Regions from separate parts of the Homo sapiens genome. Here regions 2, 3 and 4 are each linked to region 1. The links are chromatin loops, found by intact Hi-C in ENCODE. Cell type or tissue: PC-9. All regions are shown on one strand.

The links. A loop is a pair of places that touch in the nucleus more often than their neighbours do. Peaks named below come from ENCODE experiments on the same cell type or tissue, not always from the same donor. Only the 100,000 strongest peaks of a DNase experiment are listed, where the experiment ranks them.
Region 2: it touches region 1 in a loop (12-fold over the local background); 16 of 110 quality-filtered maps call a loop at or near these places.
Region 3: it touches region 1 in a loop (6-fold over the local background); 15 of 110 quality-filtered maps call a loop at or near these places.
Region 4: a loop joins it to region 1, with 14 times the contacts of the local background. A loop is called at or near these places in 2 of 110 quality-filtered maps.

The regions. Positions count from the first base shown.
Region 1 is chr3:44,196,795-44,201,794 of GRCh38, reverse strand. No RefSeq gene overlaps it. Among named protein-coding and RNA genes, the nearest start is that of TOPAZ1, 43 kb to the left of the region's middle. RefSeq lists an enhancer at 2,835-2,884. In PC-9, a CTCF peak has its summit at 2,959 (motif pointing right); a DNase peak (open chromatin) is centred at 2,974.
Region 2 is chr3:43,996,938-44,001,937 of GRCh38, reverse strand. It overlaps LOC124909489 (a long non-coding RNA gene), which reads right to left and starts at 2,606. Exons shown (of 5, transcript XR_007096256.1): 1 at 2,411-2,606. RefSeq lists a silencer at 2,350-2,879 and an enhancer at 3,340-3,399. In PC-9, no CTCF peak of the experiment used is centred here; DNase peaks (open chromatin) are centred at 1,137, 2,687, 2,987, 4,687 and 1 weaker place; H3K4me3 peaks cover 4,632 bases; H3K27ac peaks cover 4,447 bases.
Region 3 is chr3:43,877,310-43,882,309 of GRCh38, reverse strand. All of the region lies in intron 1 of LOC107986081 (a long non-coding RNA gene), which reads left to right. Among named protein-coding and RNA genes, the nearest start is that of ABHD5, 190 kb to the right of the region's middle. In PC-9, a CTCF peak has its summit at 2,946 (motif pointing left); a DNase peak (open chromatin) is centred at 2,879; H3K27ac peaks cover 466 bases.
Region 4 is chr3:43,636,386-43,641,385 of GRCh38, reverse strand. It overlaps a transcript of ANO10 not described here. Among named protein-coding and RNA genes, the nearest start is that of ANO10, 17 kb to the right of the region's middle. In PC-9, a CTCF peak has its summit at 2,656; DNase peaks (open chromatin) are centred at 2,135 and 2,525; H3K4me3 peaks cover 694 bases; H3K27ac peaks cover 2,097 bases.

The sequences.
Region 1 (5,000 bases):
CTGTGAGGAGTTGAGGAAATAAGGAGGGGGCTGCCCAGTTACCCACAGGCAGTTCTGGGTCTACCCTTCCACCCCTAAGCCCCAGGGATAAGGGCATTACGGTAGCTCATCCCAAGGCTGCATCCTAGAGTTGAAAGATAGGAATTTCCTGGTGGAGAGATGGAAGGCAGTTCTCTGGAGCCTGTGGTTCAACTCCTGCCCACCCCTTAGGCTCACCAGGACTGAGACAGAGGAGAGCCTGATTGCAGCCATTCTCAGGTCCTATTACCAGGCAGAGGAGCTCAGAGCCCCAAGGAATAGCTCACAGGCTCAGTAACTAGACACTTGAAGAGTGCCGCAAACTGAACAGTAGACCCTCTGAAACAAGGATTGGACCAGATGCAACAAGGACTTACAGGGATGATCAAGAAACTTGAAATGAGGAATGGTGTTGGCAGCATGAAACAAGAAATCAAAAGACCAAGTATGAGAAGAATACAAATGAAGAATATATATATGTATATATAGGATAAACAGTAGTAGACAAAGCAGAATAAATCGGTGAGGTGGAAGATCAAATGAAGGAAACAGAAAAGTATAAAGCAAGCAGGAAAAAAGATATGAAAGACGGCTTTGTCTAGGAGACCAAAGGGAAAGGTGGAGACTAGCTAATTAGAGGTGACCAGGCTTAGGGTCACATGGTCATCCACAGAGGCACTGTTTGGCTTGAACTCAATTTAGAGAAATTGAGACCAAAATTATAAAATAAAATTTAATCCCCTCTTGGAGGAAAAAGGAAAATCAACATACTTCTATTAAAGCCAGCTTTCTTCTTCCTGCTTCATCCACTGTCTAGCTGGGTATGTGATATACTTGACCTTGGAAGTATGCATGCTTGACTATGCATATCCCTCATCCAGAACAGATAATGTCTCTTTGAAGTTATTGAACTATATAAAAAAGCTATGTTAAATGACATCCTTAAAATCACAGTGAGCCATGTACAATGTCAAAGACTGCCGAAGGAATACTGCAATCCAACAAACAGCTTCCATGGTTCAAGATTGACTGGTGATGGAGTAAGGAAAGCCTTGTGGTTTCCAGTGAGCAATAGCTTAGGTCACCCCCTAACTTAGGCACTTCTTTAGTAGAAAGTGTGACTTTTTATGAAGATAAGGGTAACCAAATCTGCTGGCCACCCTGGGCAACTGTGTTGTGGTGGTGGTAGTGGTTGTTTAAAATCCTGAGTTGCCTGTCAGATGTCTGTAGTCTTCTGTTGTCAATGTATTTTACATGCCTGTCATCTTCTGCTTGTAGCTATATCTGCCCAGGGGCAGCCCTGATGTACCTTCTCCCGTTTGGAGAAGGGAGACAGTCAAGCTTGAACTACCTGAAAGGCTTCTATCAGCCTTTCCTCAATGAGCAATGCCCTCTTCTCTGCAAATTGTGATCAGCTGTGCATGCAGCAAGATGAACAAATGGTTTTGACCAAGCTGGCCAGTTGGTCACTTTAATAAAGTGAGATGTGAACTCACTTTATTAAAATTCAAGGACACTGGTTTTCCTTACTAGGAATCCGGGACTTTCATATGGTGGTGGGTGTGGGATGGGGGGGTGGGGGGTAAGGGGGGAAGGGGTGCGGCAGGCACGAGGGTATGGGCAGCAGGTGGGCTGGTGGCGGGGGAGGTGGGAGGCCTGTATTTGGATTTCCCTTCTCTGATCTTTGGAAATTGCTCTTTGTGGCATGAAATGCTTTTCTTTGTGTCTGTTCTTGACATGCTGAATTACTTTGAACGAAAGTAGTGGCAAGCCCATCTCCCCTAGGGCAAAGATGAAAACATGTATATGAGGAGGCATGTTGACATGTATATGACATGTGTTCACATGTCACTTCCCCCAGTGCTGGAAGGAAGGGGCTGAAAAAGGAGCTGGAGGGAAAATCCCTATGCCCCTGTTTCCAGATGACCTGCAGTGTCAATATGAGGCAGTATTAATCTTTTGTTCATAGGAATAATCTTTAGGGGTTAATGAGCACCCAAGATCAAATGTAAGATTTCATGAGCACACTTGTTTGAGACGGGGTCTCACTCTATTGCCCAGGCTGGAGTGCAGTGGTGTGATTATGACTCACTGCAGCCTCAACCTCTTGGGCTCATGTGATCCACCCATCTTCCCAAGACTACAGGCACGCATCACCAGGCCTGTCTAATTTTTGTATTTTTTTTGTAGAGACAGGGTTTCACCACATTGCCTAGGCTGGTCTTGAACTACTGGGCTCAAGCGATCTGCCCCCCTCGGCCTCCCAAAGTGCTGGGATTACTGGCATGAGCCACTGCACCCAGCTCATGCGCACTTTTCTAGGGAGCTCATATGTTTTACCAGATTCCCAAAGGTGTTATGTGAAACCAAAAAAATTGTTAAAAAAGCAATTCTGATGGGAGGTCATGGAAAGAATAATGGTCCTAAAAATAAAGGAAAGAATGGAAGTCTTCTACTTAACAGACTATTTGCCCTTGTCCAGTAGAAATGCCACTGCCCCTGCCCCTGCCTTTGGCCACCTACCTTTGTGGGTCACTGAGGTCGGGCAGCCTGACAGGCCTAGATGGACTGGCTTAACTCTAAGGAGTGGCGAGTGAGTTTTTAAATGTAGGAATGTCATTGGTTCTAACACTGGTTGGTGTAGATCTGAGTGCTTGCTCTACACCAGGCATGGTGGTTAGTGCTGCCAGTGTGAGTCACTTTTATCTTCACAATAACCTTAGGGATAGATGGTATTATCCTCATCCACGATGATGAAAGGTATCAGAATTCAATCAAATGAAAGCAGAATGCACTGCCATTATTAAAGTCCGGTGGGCGTTCTGCTCTTCAGAGAGGGTGTAGAATGCAAAAGAAGTTCCAGGCTGCATAAGCGACTCCTTCTTCCTCTCCAGTGAGTTTGAAGCGGGGGCGGGGAAAGAGCTTTGAGTTCTCCTCTGCCGTCACTAGATGGCGGTGTGTCAAAGGCTATTTCCTACCAGGATGCTAACCTCCAAGGAATGCACCTGTTTTGTTCTGGGGTGTTAAAATTTTTTTTTGCCTGAGTTTGAAAGAAGAGTTGTAGGAATGAGGTAGGAAACTCTCCTAATCTATCCCTCCCACGCATCCCCACCTTTCCCCAGAACACTTTAAACCGAATGTTTCATATTTGGCTAAATAGTGCATCTCTTAAATAATGCATCCTACCTGCCTCTGTCCCCTGGAGTAATTCTGCATTTCCATCTGCAGAGCGTCTGCAACTGGCATGATGACTGCATTCTCAGCATGTCGTAACAGTTCTGCAGTGATAAGGCCTTTCATCTTAAAGTCTTTACAGAGTTCTCCTTATGGTCCTGATTCTAATGCCTTGAAATCTTGAGACATACAGTAGTGCAAAGTCCACAAACACGTGTTGAAACATTTTGCTGCTGAGGTCATTAATGACTCAAGAACATTATGATCCTTTACATTTCCCCCATCATCTACTTTGTCCTGGTAAATGAAATCCTGCTTGGGTATTCTCTGATGTTATCAATACTTTCAGACACCTTCTCAAATGTATAACTCTTTGCCAAATGTAGGCAGTCAAAAGATATATTTTGTATCACTAGGAGCTGGCCTTTTTGAAGCCATATTTTAGTACTACAATGAGACCAAAGTAAGTAATCTTATTCAATTAGGAGTTTTTCTTTAATCAGTAGTACAACTTTAATGGCTGCTGCTATTCTGTAGGGCTGTAAATGTATTTTTATTGCACCCTTTCCAGCAGTTAGACACTGAGACGAGTCTCTTGTCTAAAGACCTTCATCTAAAATCATATATAATTCACTTACTAAATGGCTAAACTGGAACTGTGCCTCTTCTCTTACATAGGAATCTAAAACTTAGAATTATTAAGCAGTGGGATCCTCTTCCTTCTCAAATGTGCTTGATGAAAATGTCCTACAGTCCTAAGCTGTTTGTTTCATAAGAGAATTAAGGGCCAGGTATGAATCCTTGCATATGATGTATGTTCAGGGATCTTTGCAATTTCTTTAACAGATCCATAGCAAAGATTTCTTAGTTATATGGAAAATAGTCTCGATTCTTACTAATTTGTATGTTCTGTTTTGAGGCTCCCATTAAGAGCACCTGCATTATCAGATTGCTGTTTCTAACAATCTTTCCTTTGAAATACATAAACACTATTATGACTTATGATATTTTTGCATCTATCAGAAAATATATGCCATCCAATTTTGCTAGTGCTAAAATAAGTATCAAAGTGCTTTCCTTAAATACACTTTTATTTGCTATTTCTGTGAAGCAAACTGCCGTTGGACTTCCCATTAAACAATGTCTAGAATCTTTGCCATTGTCTCTCTATGCTAGTCACACTTACAGCACCTACTTTCAGACTCCTCATCTTTCAACCTGTTGTCTCCTTTCAGTTGCTGGATTAAGTATCATTTGGGCTACATGTTCCCCCCTTGTCCCTAAAATTCCTTCCCATTCCACCCCAGCTATTCTAATGCATTTAATAATATGTCTTTGGATATGTATGATTTCTTCAATGTACAGTGGAATGTATTCCAATTTACATAAATAGTTCTACGTTATTTTCTGTTATGGCCCTTCAATCAATTCCAAGTTTCACCTTATTGATCTCATTCTTTCTTTCCACTCAGTGCTTAAGATGTGTGTACAACTATGAATGCATCCTATTCATGGCATTTAACTGCAGGATGGTGTTCTAGTATTCATCCGAATTTCCCTTATCTGATCCACTAGTGATGGTCATTGTGTCAATTAAGGTAATGTTAGCTAATGGATCAAACACGATGAGTTTACTAATAGGAGTATCAGTCATTTCTGGCTGGATGCAATAGCTCATACATGTAATCCCAGTGCTTTGGGAGGCTGAGGCAGAGGGGATTGCTTGACCCCAGAGTTGGAGACCAGTCTGGGCAACATAATGAAATCCTATCTCTACAAAAAAATTGAAAAAAAAAGCTGGGCATGGT
Region 2 (5,000 bases), 200 kb after region 1:
CTGTAAATTTATAATGCCTCTTTCTTCAGAGCAGCTCAAAACATTTTCTTTCCCATAGATTTGAAACAAGATTTGAAATCTCCTTGTCTTGTTGTAGAAATGGCCTTCCTCTAATCTGATGTGAAATGACTGGGTTCTGTTTGAAGGACCAAGCAGTAAAAGGTAAGCTCATTCATCTGTTTCTTGCTCCAATTATGCATCTCTGTTCAAACTGAGATGCCAGGTGCTGGTCTATCGCACAAGCTGATTTATTCCATTCACTGCCTAAAAAGGAGCCCCCCTCTTTCTAAAAAACTTAGTTTTATAAAAAAAATTTTATTAAGAATATCGAAGCAAAAATAACTCTTTTTGGCTTCACTGTATGCTTTAATATGTGTCCTTCCAATCAATTATGGCTTTTAGCCCTAGGATCTTAAAATTTGGAAGCTCTCGATCTGTATCCCTTTTCTAACAAAATCAACCTCTCAAAGTTAAATGGACATTTTAACAAGCTGACAGGTGAAAAGAAATAACACTGTGCTTTTTAAGACCTGCCTATGGATTAAAGCCTACCCTCCAAATTTGTTAGTAATTATTTAAATAAAGGTAATGCCCAAGCCTAGAAGCTGCCTCTCCCTGCACCACTGCAATTGTCGAATTCCTTTCCTGGTCTTTCATGCAGATGCTCAGAAACAGGGTGGGGCTCCCTGGTCTTGCATGCAATGTTAAGGGAGTCTGTGCTGTAAAGAAAATTCAATTAATCGTTCATATTCCAGTTTTTCAGTATCCTTCAAAAATACCTTTGAAATAATCATGTTGCTAAGAGTCCCACCGTTTCTCATGTTAAGATTCAGATTAAAACCTTTGTGTCAAATCAGATGTGTTTTGCACAAGCATGGATGACAGGTATTGAAATAAAGGTGACAAGTCAAGGAATCAGGGAGAAACCTCCTGGAAGAAGAGATGTGAGAAAGAGAGACTAGCTTCTCTATTATGGATGTCTCCGATGATGCTTTTTCAAAAATCTTTTTTTTTTTTTAACAAGTACAGTTCTTTAGAGTCTACAAGTAAAATCCAATCTTGCTAAGCCATGCTTGTTCCCTTATGAGTCAGCAGGCCACTGAGCATTTCAGACAGTGCAGCCAAGAGTAAATGGGCAAAGGCTGTCGCTGGACACACCCATTTTACTAATCCTGACTCTGATTTTTTTTTAAATTCATCTTTATGTTACATGGTGTCTGACCTCAGAACTTGCATCAAAAACTGCACCTCCACCAAGGACTCAGGTTCCAATGTGGAAGGACTACCCTCCAGCTCCTTCACTGAGTGCAATCGGATAAGGGCTTATGTCTTCCTCAATGGGCAACTCCTGTTTCATTTTCTCTCCAGTCTGCATGTTATCAGCTTGACATTCCCTTCAGTGGCATATGACAAATCAAATTGATCAAATTGGCCATCACTGCATTCATCAGAGGAGGATTTTTTTATTTCCCAGGACTGATACCTCCACTCCCTTTACAATCATGAACACATCAGAAATAAATAAATAAATAAAATAAAAATAAAAATCCCATGTCTTGGGTTTTTTTCCGGGGTTTTGTTTGTTTTGAGGGTAGTGAAAGTGGTAAGAAGTAATGAATGGATACAACTAATCATAAAGAAAGAAAAGCAACTGATAGTCATAAAGCCAAGGGCACAGTCTTAAAATATGATTTTAAATACCTAGTGCCTACATCTTAAATTTAAAGCATTGATCCAAAAATGCAGATATTATTAGCTTTGGAAAACTTTACCAAAACATTAAGTAAATTATTTTCCTAATCTTTTTGCATGATTCAGCACTTTTAATACTAATTTCTGTCAAGAAGTTATAAGGTAAAAGGAATCTTTTCTGGGTGCCTTAAAACCTCACACACTCTGTACTGAACCATCTGCACTCCTTCTACTACAGGGTCATATCAGAAATACTGGGGGTCACTGGTTTGCTGCCATAACATCTAGTGACCACCTCAGAGCGGCTCAATTTCACTCTCCGGAATCTAAGTGGCTCTTGGGGACAGAATGACCCGTCGCAGAGGCTTCTCCCCATCTCGAGCTGACCCTTACCCAGGAGCCACACACATATGCGTGCACACTCGACTGCACCTGTCTCACCCCATCAGCAGCAGCTACAAGCTCCCACCTGATGTGTCTTTTCAACCTTTGTCAAGTATCTCAAGGCAAGAATGTCCTGAAGCCCTTCCCCCAAATAGAAGCTTTGGTCCGAGCCCCCAACCCGCAGGAGCATCAAGAGGAGGCCAAGGAGACAGACACCGCAGACTCTCTCTGCAAACTTGACCTGGGCATCGCACGGACTCGCGTTCGCATCCGAAGACCCCACACGTCCCCCGCACTGTCCCCACAGCATCCCACGCCCGCGGTGCACGCTCACCTGCCGGTAGACGAGCCACACGCCTCGGCGGTCCAGACTTCCGTGTCGACCTCCGTGGGCGAGCCTACGCGCTGGGTGCCCGGCGCGCCCTCAGGAGTGGCTGGGACCGCGGGCTGGCGCCGGGCAGGGCGGTGGGACGCCTGGAGCCGGCGGGAGGAGCACGCCCAGGCGGGTCCGCGCCGAGCCCGAGCGAGCGGGCGAGCCGGGCGGGAGGGGCCATTTGTAACCGAGCAGACGCTACCACCGCCCCTTACTCGCGGGGGGCGGGGGCGGGCGGTCAGGTGACGGCGGCCCACCCTCCGCCGCCGAGCCGGGTGGTTCCTGCCCGGGAGGAGCCCCCTGGCGCGCTCTGATTGGAACTCCCGCCGCAGTGGCGGGGGAGGGGGGACACGTGACCGCCCGGCCAGGCGGCCCGGCGCGCCCCATTCGCGATGGGCACCCCATCTTCCTCCTGGAAAAGCCGGGGGACACAGAGAAGGCGGAGGAGCACGCGGGGTGCAGGAGAGCCTACCAGCCCCTTTAGCCGCAGTGCTGGTGATTCCGGCCGCTGAACCCGGAGAGGAAAGGCTCCCACGCGGCCAGCCGGCCTTGACTGTCCTCTCGCCCTGCCCTTGGCCGCAGTACCCTCCCCTCGGCTGCAGTAACCGCCCCCTACACCTCCAGGCAAGGGCACGCTCAGTGTAGACCACTGCCACTTCATAGATGCCAGTGCCACTTAAGAGTGGTGTTGGGTTTTTTTTTTTTCCTTTCCTCCTCTCTGCACACCAGCACATTGTACCCGAGAGAAACTCACGGCGGTGCACTGCAGACACCGCCCAGCTCCAGGGCCCGAAGACCCTCCGACCAGGCCCCGGGATGCCTGAGGTCTCCCAGGTCATTACGTGGAGGAACTCAGGCCTGCTCCCTGCGCAGGAGGAGGAGGCGTCGCGGGAGCTGCAGTCCCCGATCCTTCCCAGGAAGCCGGCCGGGTGGAAGGGGAGAGGGCCGTTATCGTGGTGCGAATCCAACTCGCAGCCTCTGGGAGCACGTTGCTAATAAAGGTCAAATTAAAACAACTAAGTGGTGCCGGCAGGGACGCGCCGCATGGTCAGGAGAAGCCCGGCTATTAATCATCCATAAGGAGCATTGCTCTTCTGGTGTGGGAGAATGGGGCTGTGCGACAGCCCCCCGGAGTTGCGCTCTGCTCTGAACCCTAAGCTCCCCCAGAGCAAGTGGATTGCGCAGCCTATTACCCCACCTCCCCACGGCCCCCTCTTGGGGCGGCACCACCCTAGATGGCAGGAATTCGGAGAAAATGCGGTGTCACGTCCGCCGCTATGCCCGCACACGCGTCTGCGCCAACTCCAGCAACACGTGGGGACCGTGAATCTGGGCGTCTGCTCTCCACTTAGGTGGTTATGTGGGTATACTTATATGATTACTGATTAAAACCAAATTGGACGGAGAAGTCTGTTTCTACACTGGATTCTTTCAAACTTCTGTCCAAGGGAGTTTTGCGCTCGATTTGGGCGGGGACGCAGTTTTCAGCCAAGACCGCCGCAGCGCTCAGCAGAGCCCGGGGACCGGTGGTGGTGGTGGCGGGATGGGGAGGAACAGAGGCCCTTGATTCTTTGGTACTCCACTTTCTTTCCTTATTTAGACCAGTCGGGCAACACGTCCCTCGCCCAAGATGGCCTTTCCAACTGGAACGTGACTCAGACAATGTGGAAGCCAGGGGTCCTTGACCCATCGTACCTGGGCTTCGCTGGGCATAGGACAAGGGTTGGGCAGGTTTACCTGGAAAGGGAGTTTATTCGTAAAGCTTCGGGCATAAACGCTAGATAGCGAAACTTTGAGGAAGCTCAAAGTTTACCTATTGTAAATTGGTGGGGGGTGGGGGAGCATCTTATGTAAAAAGGAACGGCCCTATTAAATTAGTAAGTATCTTATTTTCGTAGTGGACGTCTTGCTGCCCTTGGTCCTCCCCTCCCCCACCTCATTTCTCCAAACCACCAAGGTTGGAGAAATCTCATAAACAAAGTATAAGTCCGTGGGGGGGGGGGGGGGGGGTTACTTGGTGTTTTAAAAAAACAACAACAACAAACGACCTTTGTAATAAGAAAGGTGGGTACGTTTTCATTTCTAGGTCTTAATCTTAACGTTACGGCCACGTTAAAATTGAAGTTGATTGAGACAAGAGAATCCCAGAGCACAGCACGCAGACAGACAATTTCACAATTAAAAAATATGTACTTCCTTCTCCCCGCTCTCGTCACCTCCCCCTTTCCCCGCCATTACCTACTCCCGTTTGGACTAGGGGCTGGGAGAGGAGGAGGATGTAGTCCCTCCGAGTGCACAAGGGAGGCGGCGGGGCCACTTGTTGCTGCACCGCCAGAAGAGCTAATTCCGAGCGGATCTGGCAGGGAGTTAAAACCCTTCTCCTGGATGCGACGCCCCAGAGACCGAGGCAGACGGCGAGAACAGATTCAGCGCCTCGAGATGTGCTTTCCAATTTGAACTCTGGACCATCTTTGCTTGAAATGCTTTGTCTTGCACGTCTGGGAATTACTCTGTGCGATTAAACGCGTGACACACACACGCATACGCGGGG
Region 3 (5,000 bases), 320 kb after region 1:
CCACCTCCTAGGTTCAAGTGATTCTCCTGCCTCAGCCTCCCAAGTAGCTGGGATTACAGGCACCTGCCACCATGCCTGGCTAATTTTTGTATTTTTAGTAGAGACGGGGTTTCACCATGTTAGCCAGCCAGGCTGGTCTCGAACGCCTGACCTCAGGTGATCCACCCGCCTCAGCCTCCCAAAGTGGCATATATTTTTTCTAATACACAGTAGAATAAGATGTTAGTCTTAGATTGTTAGTCTTAAACTGAGAAAATGACCATCTCACTCATGAAAAGTAATGCAGTGCTACACTTTGGTGAACACTGAGCTGATCTTTACATTCAGGCAGAATCTGGTGTTCGGCAAATATTTGCTATGCTGGCACCTTCGATGCTGGCCGATGCTTTGTCACTTACTTCCTGAGTGTGGGCTGCTCGTTTATCTCCAGCTCTTCTGTCTTGCTTAGGAGCATCTTGCCAGTGGAGCGATGGCCGTCTCCCACCGACTCTGCAGTTGCTCATGGACCTGGCTCTTCCATGCCCATGCAAAGGCCTTCTTCTTGAAGCTCTTGTCATCCATCTCTACTTCCTTCTCCCCTCCCAGTGGCCATCTTTCATAGCCTCCTGGTCATTTCCTTTCTTCCCTGAAAGCTTTCGCACCTGCCTCTTGGCTTTGCTCTCCACTCTAGGCTTATCCATAAACCTTGATGACTTCAATGACATCCAACATCTTGTCTCAAAGGTCCTTGACCTCTTCACCTCCAATAACTATCTTCCCCACGACCTCTTCAGCAAACCTGGCACAGCCACATCCTATGGAGCATGCCACCTGCTAGAACTACACAATCTCAGAAATCTTTCCATCTCAGACTTCACCCTCTTTCCCTCCAACTCCTTGTGGCCTTATTCCCATGTTTGGTTCTTTAAACTCATTAGAACTCAAATTCCTTGATGCTCGCTTTTCTCACAGGTCTGCATCGACCTTCACTGCCCAGTCTAGGCCCCATGAGGCATTGCTTAGCAACTTGGAAGTTCCTGGCCATTTTCAGATTCCACCACACCCACCTGCAAAGCCCCAATCTTGGAGCAATTAACCTACCTGCAGGCCAGTCCTATTCCTGGGACTGCAGTGGGGCGTGTGTGGGCTGAGCACTGTTGAAGAAAATCTACTCATCTTTTTCTCAGAAGTTTGTTTTGTTCTTATTTCCCTATTTGTGGTACTGTTTCTGTTAGATAAGTGTTCTGAAAATGATAAAATGCTAAAAAAAAAAAAAGTAAAGTATTTGTATCTTTATCATAAAGACCTGACCTCTCCCATGGAGGGGTTTACAGTCAATTGATTAATTGTGAGAACCATGCCCCTGTAATCATTTGGATTTTACACTTCTGTTTGGAAGGCCCTTCCCCTTCTAACTCAACTTTCAAGACTGTCCAAAATCAGTTCTTACAGGAAATCTTGTCTGTGACCCAGACTTGGTTAGGTGGTTCCTCTCCAGCTATGCTTTCATAGCACTTATCACAGGACTTTGCAATGAGCTACTTATGTAGCTGTCTCCCCTATTTGACTGTGATGTGGGTTTTTGAAAGGAAGGACTTTGTCCTACTCTTCTTGGTTCCTCCACCTCTCACCCCAGAGCAGATTCACAATAGTTGCTTGTTAAACAAAACTAAAATGACCTAAAGCCAGAAGGAGAACTTCAGCATCTTTTGGAGAAGAAAAAAAAATTTCTTGCATTAAAATTATGCTAAGCTGCAATAGACAATTAATATTTTGTCTATTTAGATCTCCAACTATGTGTTATGGAAGTTAATCACAGGATCACTTCCTCTTGGCCACTGTTGATTGGCTTCAGTTGGGCCAATCAGAGTGTTCCCTGGGATCTTTTGAACTGGAATTAGAGTACAAGACATAGTTCCTCCTTGTTGGTGAAGCTGTGAAATGTGAGGCAGGGGGGCTGCTGAGAGCCATGTTCACCTCCATTTAGAAGAAGCCAGTGTGCAATGAGAGTGATGTACACAGGACCAGAAGTGGATTCCTGCTTCCCGCTGTTCCAGGTGCCTAGGCTGCCAGTCTGTGAGAGATACAGACAGTCCTCTCATCAAATTACTCTTGGTCCTAAGGTAGATAGAGCTGAGTTACTGTCGTTTACAGTTAAAAGGAGCCTGACCTATTCATGTGCTCATCCTTTGCTATTGATTTTTACTTCTCTTAGGACAACTAAACCAACTTAAAATAAAAAATGGTCAAGAGATATGGACTGATGGTTGACCTGATAATTTAATGACCCTTATTTTTTTCTGATTATTTTGTTAGGGTATAATTTACCCAGAGTAAAATTCTCCCTTTTTAGTGTATGGTTCTGCAAGTCTTGAGAAAAGCATAGTCTTGGAACCATTATCACAGTCAAGATAAAGAACAATTCTTTCACCCCAGAATTTCTCTGTTCTCCTTTGGTGTTTAATCTTTGCCCCAATCCCAGCTTCTGGCAACCAGTGATCTGTTTTCTGTCCTTATAGTTCTGCCTTTGCACAAATGTCATGTATGTGGAATCCTACAGTATGTAGGAATTAACACAACACATGTACGATTCATCTGTGTCATTGAGTGTATCAGTAGTTCAGTCCGTTATCTTGCGGTTTTGTATTCCGTTGTACAATGCACCACAGTTTCTTAATCTATTCCCCAGTTGTAGGACATGCGAATTGTTTCCAGAGGGTTTTTCTCAGTGTCTGCTTCAATCTTAGCTTCAGGTATTATTGCACCTGCACCTCTGAGAGGCTGTCTCTCCTAGCAATGCTCCTGCCCCTGTCCTAGCAATAGATGGTGTCCCTTGTTACCTGACACTTGTTGACCCAGTCACAGTGTGTGGGTGGGAGAAGGAGCGTTCTTTGTTCTGATTCAACCTGTCAGGCAGGCACCATGCCGGTGTCTCAAGAATGAGGCCTTCTAAATGACTCTGCACTGCCCCCAGCTGTAGGAGACTTTTACTAGTTTGAGCCTCTTTCTCAGGGGTGGAGATTTTTTTCTGTTCTTTTCCTCCAGCTGCAGTGGGTGCTCTAAAGGCAGCGGAGTCCGCTGCCCTTCTCTTAGCAACTTATCATCATTCCACAGGGAGGAAGGACCTCTTACTGTTCCTGCAGCAGCTGCTGCTGTTCCCTTGCCCAAGGGCTGCACCACGAAAGACGCTTTCTCAGGACTCTTGCTCTGCTCCAAATCTTTCTTATGAGTGCTTGGTGAGATCAGGGAAGAAAAGCCTGCTAGTATGTACAAATTCCCTCGTGTCTCAGTCTCTTTGGGTTGCTATAACAAAATACCATAAACTGCGTGACTTATAAACAACAGAAATTTATTTCTCACAGTTCTGAAGGCTGGTAAGTCCAAGATCAAGGTGCTGGCAGATTCATTGTCTGGTGAAGGCTGGCTTTCCTCAGAGATGGCTGCCTTCTCACTGGGTTCTTATGTGGCAGAAGGGGAAGCCAGCTCTCTCTGGGGTTCCTTTAATAAGGGCACTAGTCACATTTATGGAGGCTCTGCCCTCATCATGACCTAAGCACCTCCCCAAAGCCCCACCTCCAAATACCATCACCTTAGGGGTTAGAGTTTCTTTTTTTTTTTTTTTTTTTTTTTGAGATGGAGTCTCGCTCTGTCACCCAGGCTGGAGTGCAGTGGCACAATCTCTGCTCTCTGCAAGCTCCGCCTCCCAGGTCACGCCATTCTCCTGCCTCAGCCTCCTCAGTAGCTGGGACTACAGGTGCCCACACCATGCCCGGCTAATTTTTGTGTGTGTGTGTTTTTAGTAGAGATGGGGTTTCACCGTGTTAGCCAGGATGGTCTCGATCTCATGACCTCGTGATCCACCCGCCTCACACTCCCAAAGTGCTGGGATTACAGGCGTGAGCCACCGTGCCCGGCTGGGGTTAGAGTTTCAACACAGCACCTGCGTCTGTGGCACCCAGGGGCTCCATATTTTCACACTAACCTCACTTAGGCTTTAGCAAGTCATTAAAAATTTTAGGTGAACTCTTCTCACTGACTAGTATGGCATCTGGTGACATCTGTTCTAGGTAAGCAAGTGCTGATGTCCCCTCTTTCCTTACAGGTACTTGTCTTTCTTTAGATTTTGAGTTGTTTACCCTGTGGCTTCAGCTCTCCTATAGGTTCAAGAAAAGTTGTGAATTTGCACAATGGTCAGTTTTTTCTCATCGTAAGGGTGGAAATGATGTTTCCCCAGCTTTCTACATCTTAAGCAGAAACCAGAGCCCATCCTCACTTTTAAACAGAAGGTGGGAGGACAGAGCCCCAGTGGTGAAGGGAGAGTCATTGGCTTAAAGCTGGGGGAGGGGACTCCCAAGGGCCAGCTCCAGCCCTGGCTATATTCCAGTTGAGCCACAGGTGTTTGAACAAAAACTTGAGTTGGCTTCAAACATTTTAAAATCTGAAATTTTCTCATTTAAAAAATCTGGATTTTTGCTTTCTCTTGGAAAAACTTCCTGCTGTGATCATCACCAGGATACTTTTTTGGTGTGGGGCACATTCTCCTTTCCCTGTCATCCCCACCCCCCCACGGAACACTCACCTGCTTCACCCATTTTCCTAACCTGCCTGGTCCCTGTGGGCAGGGATGGGGCTGAACCAGTGTGCTCTGGTAAAGTTCTACCAGTGGTGGAGATGTCAAAATAGTCCCATGCCTGTGAGTAAACAGCCAGCTCCCTGAGCCCTGGGAGAACCCATCCATCAGCTAGACTGGCACCTTCCCTAGGACCTTCATTCCCAAAGGGGTAAAGTTAGCAAACCCAGTGGCTGTGGTGCAAAGCTGTGGCCGGCACCTGTGCTGACTGCTGTCCTGGCCCATGCTAGCATAGGATGCCTACTGACAGGATGACACTCAAAACACTGAAGTTTGCAACTCCCGACTTAAAGTACCACACACAAGCTCCTTGCTCTCAGAAGGTGGAAGCAGGTAGAGTGATGCTGTTTAAGGTGATATTTTCAAACCTTTCAAGCCTAGTAGTAGAAAT
Region 4 (5,000 bases), 560 kb after region 1:
TGCCGAATATAGGTATTGGATTTTTCTTCTACTGTAAACAGTGATTTGGAATTTTCTCCAAGTAGAGTGATATGTCTACCATAACAGGGGTAACAAGAAAGAAACAAGAGTGAGAGTTTATTACAGCATGAAGTGGCACCAGGAATAGGAAAGGAACCCCCAATCCAGATAATTTTTTGATATCAATCTTGTGTCAAATTCTTTAAACATATGACAATGAATAAGAGCAACAAATGAATCCTCAACTATAAGAACAATATTTTGGTATATAATTTTATGTATAATTATCCTTAGTTCCAATAATTATTTTCTTTTTCTATCTAGAAGGAAAAGGATGGATTCTGAGTGGTTCCAGCTAGCCATAGCTCCCTATAGCTGCAATTCATGTGGCAGCCTGCGTGTATGCTAGCGTTGGCTGAGGATTTTTAATGCACTTCAGATTTTGGTTTAATATGCTTGCAAATAACTTACCATGGAAGTCCCCTTGAAACACATTAAATTCTCTGTTTACTCGCATGACTGGGGAATTAGACAATCAACCATGACAATCTATCAAAAGTATTAGAATACAAAAAGCACTAAGCATGAAATCTTATTGAAAACCATTTCATTCTCTTAATTATTCATTAGGTTCCTCAGACTCTGAGAGACCTTCAAGGTCATTATTATGAATATTAATTATCACTGTAATGTGGCAATGGAAAAATGCATTTTAAAAGAGTTCTGTTCAGTAGAATACTGCTAGTAAAAGAATTCACCATTTTATTTGGGAGTGTGTGCTCTTCTGCTTTTTTGCTACATGGTGAGAAAATAGGAACATTAGAAATGAAACTTCCAGAATCTTTTTAGTGCATGGGATGGGTTCCAGTTTGCATGATTCCTGTGCAAAGGCCTGGGAGGAAGGAGTACCTGCTGACTGGGGTCAGGGAGGAGTGGAATGAAGTAGTGCCAGGCAAAGATGGCAAGTTCTCCACTGGCCAGGGTTGATGCTTTGCCCTGCTAGCCAGTTGTTTTTAAAAAAATTCAGCCAATATCCACCAGATGCCTTCTCTTCACCATGCTTTTTGTTGGTTTAGAAACAACAGAATGGACTTGGTTGAGTGGTGCAGCTTCAAGTAAACTCTTTCCACATTATAAGCTGGGGGTATATTTTTTAACCTTTTCTTCCCTGTTCCCTCAAAGCACACAACCAGCAATGAGAGGTCTTGTGAAATTGAAACCCATTAAATATAAAGACATCTAATGACTGATGTGTTTAAATATCAATCCTTCAAGTAAAGCTTTGTAGAGTGGTTCATTTTGGAATGATTGTCCAGAACACTGTTTTCAGACCTACTCTGTGTCCTCTTCCTTTACCACCCCACTTTCACCCTAACATACATCTTCTGCAACCCCGACTCTCAGGACTAGGCTTGCTTAGGCTAGCGACACTCCAGTGAGTTCAGCTGGTTGTGCTAAGACAAAATAATGCTGGAGACATTCTCTGAATGAACTGGGGTGCCATCCAAACAGGCTCATATCTGAAAGTATACTATTGTGCCAGGTCCTACTTTCTAAAAAGGCAGAATTGTCTACATTTTCTTTTTCTTTCTTTCTTTTTTTTTTTTTTCTGAGATGGAGTCTTACTCTGTCGCCAGGCTGGAGTGCTGTGGTGCGATCTCAGCTCACTGCAACCTCCGACTCCCTGGTTCAAGGGATTCTCCTGCCTCAGCCTCCTGAGTAGCTGGGATTACAGAGCTGGGATTACAGGCATGCACCACCACGCCCAGCTAATTTTTGTATTTTAGTAGAGACGGAGTTTCACTATGTTGGCCAGGATGGTCTCAATCTCCTGACCTCGTGATCCGCCCACCTCGGCCTCCCAGAGTGCTGGGATTACAGGCGTGAGCCACTGCACCCAGCCAGAATTGTCTGTATTTTCATCACAAATTGATTCTTCAACTTATTTTAGTTGTGTGGCATTTGGATCTATGTCTTAAACATTAGTGCTAGAAATGCACTGTAAACACCTAGCAAGGGTGTGGACGGGAGCCCTCTAGATCTAGTGAGGGCAAACTGGCTGAGTCATCTGATCTCTGGGCTGGCTGCACTGCGATGACTTAAAATGTGAAATTCTTTGACGCCCCTTTCAAAAGATGAAGGCTAATTCCTCTCCCCTGGAATGTGGGCTGGACCTAGTGATGTGCTTCTAACAACTAGAACAACACAGAAATGATGGTGTGTGACTTTGGAGAGTAGGTGATTCCCAGGTATTACAGCTTCCTGCTTGCTCGCTCTCTCTCTCTGAGCCCTCCCTCTGCAGGAAGCCCATGCCATGTCCTGAGGACGGGTGAGCAGCCTGGTGGAGAGATCTATCTGGTGGGGAACTGAGACTGCCTGCAGTCATGTGAGGGAGCCACCTTAGAGGCAGACCCTCCAGCCTGAGTCAAGCCTTCAGATGACTGCAGGTGACATCTTGACCACAACCTCAGGATCAATTCTGAGCCAGAACCACTCAGCTAAGCCACTCCCACATTCCTGTCAGAAACTGAGTGACATAATGACTCTGTGGTTTTTAGGCTGCTATATCTGGGAGCAATATGTTCAACAGGAGTGGTACCTACCTTGAGTATTAATAATTGTTGAGAGTCACCTTTCTCACCCCTTCACTTGATGGCGCTGTGGTGCAACTGCAAACTCCTGTGGCAACGACTTGTCTCGCTGTACAGCAGGTGTGTAACTTCCTACCCAGTGAGTGCTGGGAATCAGGCCCTTGACCACCGTTTCACAAACCTCTAGCTGCTCTCTGGCTACTTGTGAGTTAAAGTATTTTTACCCTTTAAAAAATACTTACTAAACATTTCATTTTTCACAAATAGGTAGAAAAAAGATTTGTCACAATATCCCATCTATATCCCATTGAGCAGACTGAATAGCCAACATTATATGCATTTATTGCTTGATTCTGAAGACTAAAAATCCCAGTGAAATGACACATGCTTTAATAGGGGTAATTATAATACAAAATTTCCAATTTGTATTATTTTTATTAACACCATAAAAACATCTCAAAAAAGCTTCTCTTCTTAACTTTTTGTAAATTGTGATCAAGAGGATTAATATAAATTGCATAATTTCAACAAAAATATCTATTTCTTACTTGTGAAAATTATTCATCTCTTCAATTGTAATGCAAGTTCGAAGGTTATCCTTACAAATGAGCAGTTTATAGCCTGGTTAGTCAATGACCATTTATACATTTCTGTCTGGAGAAGGCAGATTTTCAGGAGGAATAATGTAGAGTTTAGGTTTTCACAAGATGATCTCATTAAGAATTTTTAACTTATAGTTCAATTAAACGACGTATCTCAATTTAATCTGCTTGTATTTGAAGATAAATATGCACATTTCCTTTATGCTTTATGAAGGAAACAATTTTTAAAACTCGATGGAATTCTGCTTTGGATATTTTTATGATTACTCATTCATTGCTGCCCATTATATTCTTATACTGTATTCAGAACAGGTAGTAAATCCCACTAGTTCTAAAAGGGAAAATGACAACTTTCTGATTTATCCTCCAACAATGGTTACTTTTTGCCTCATAATTTGTTTTCTTTAAGACAAAAGATAAAAAGCAAGATTTGAGAGAGGTTCCTGGATCAACTGGCTCAATCTGCTTAGTTCTACAAAGTGGAGTTTCTGGGCATCATTCTTCATTTCTGTACACAAAGTGCTGTGAAGCTCAAGAAGAAATAGCTCTGCACAGGAACGATGTGCACTGCCCTACTGCTTCTTTATCTAGTAGGTGAAAAAAAAAAATGCCCTGACGCTGTCTCTTGGGCTGTTTTATTCTTCTTCTAAATTTTGGTCCTAATTCTCCGTGATGCTATTGTTTTTAATTGGGGCGTTTGTTTGTTTGTTTGTTTGTTTGTTTTGAGATGGAGTCTCGCTCTGTTGCCCAGGCTGGAGTGCAGTGGCGCCATCTCGGCTCATTTGCAGCCTCCGCTTCCCAGGTTCAAGTGATCCTCTTGCCTCAATCTCCCGAGTGGCTGGGATTACAGGCATGCGCCCCCAAGCCCAGCTAATTTTTGTATTTTTAGTAGAGACCGGGTTTCACCATGTTGGCCAGGCTGGTCTTGAACTCCTGACCTCAGGTGATCTGCCCACCTTGGCCTCCCAAAGTGCTGGAATTACAGGTGTGAGCCACCGCACCCAGCTTTTTGTTTGTTTTTTTGAGACAGGGTCTCACTCTGTCACCCAGGCTGGAGTGCAGTGGTGCAAACACAGCTCACTTCAGCTTCCACCTCCCAGGCTCAATTGATCCTCCCACCACAGCCTTCCTGCTAGCGGGGACTGCAGGCATGCACCACCACGTCTGCCTGGCTAACTTTTATTTATTTATTTGTGGAGACAGAGTCTCATCATTTTGCCCAGGCTGGTTTTGAATTCCAGGGCTCAAGGATCCACTCGCCTTGGCCTCCCAAAGTGCTGGGATTATAGGCCTGAGCCACTGCACCAGGCTAAATGGGGCCTTTTTAGTGGTGACAGAGACCAGGTGTTTTTCAGTTTTTGAGACTCCCAATATATTTTAAAAAATAAAGAAATATCAATTCAGGTTTACAACAAATTTAAATGCTAGATACTTTCAACATCCACATTTAACAAAGAACGTCTATTAAACACAAAAATATATGACAATATATTGTACAAATTACAAGATAAAGGATTTGTGAGAAATATTAAATTCATTGTGTATAATTATTACTACTGTGGTCTGTTAATGAGACACAAGTTTAAAGTTGTTTTGAAGGATGTCTTCTTTCAATCCTCTCTGTATAGCTCTGTAACTACTTCTGTACCCTCAGAGATGGTGTTTCAACTTAAAACTTGTGAATGTGAAATATGAGCCAAAAGACTCTCTCGGCCCTGAAATGACCTTTGTAGCAGATGCTGCCAGAGGCCCCCTGTTATCCTCCCTGGACTCTCCAGCTAACCTGATGTCAACTGCCAGTGTGTGC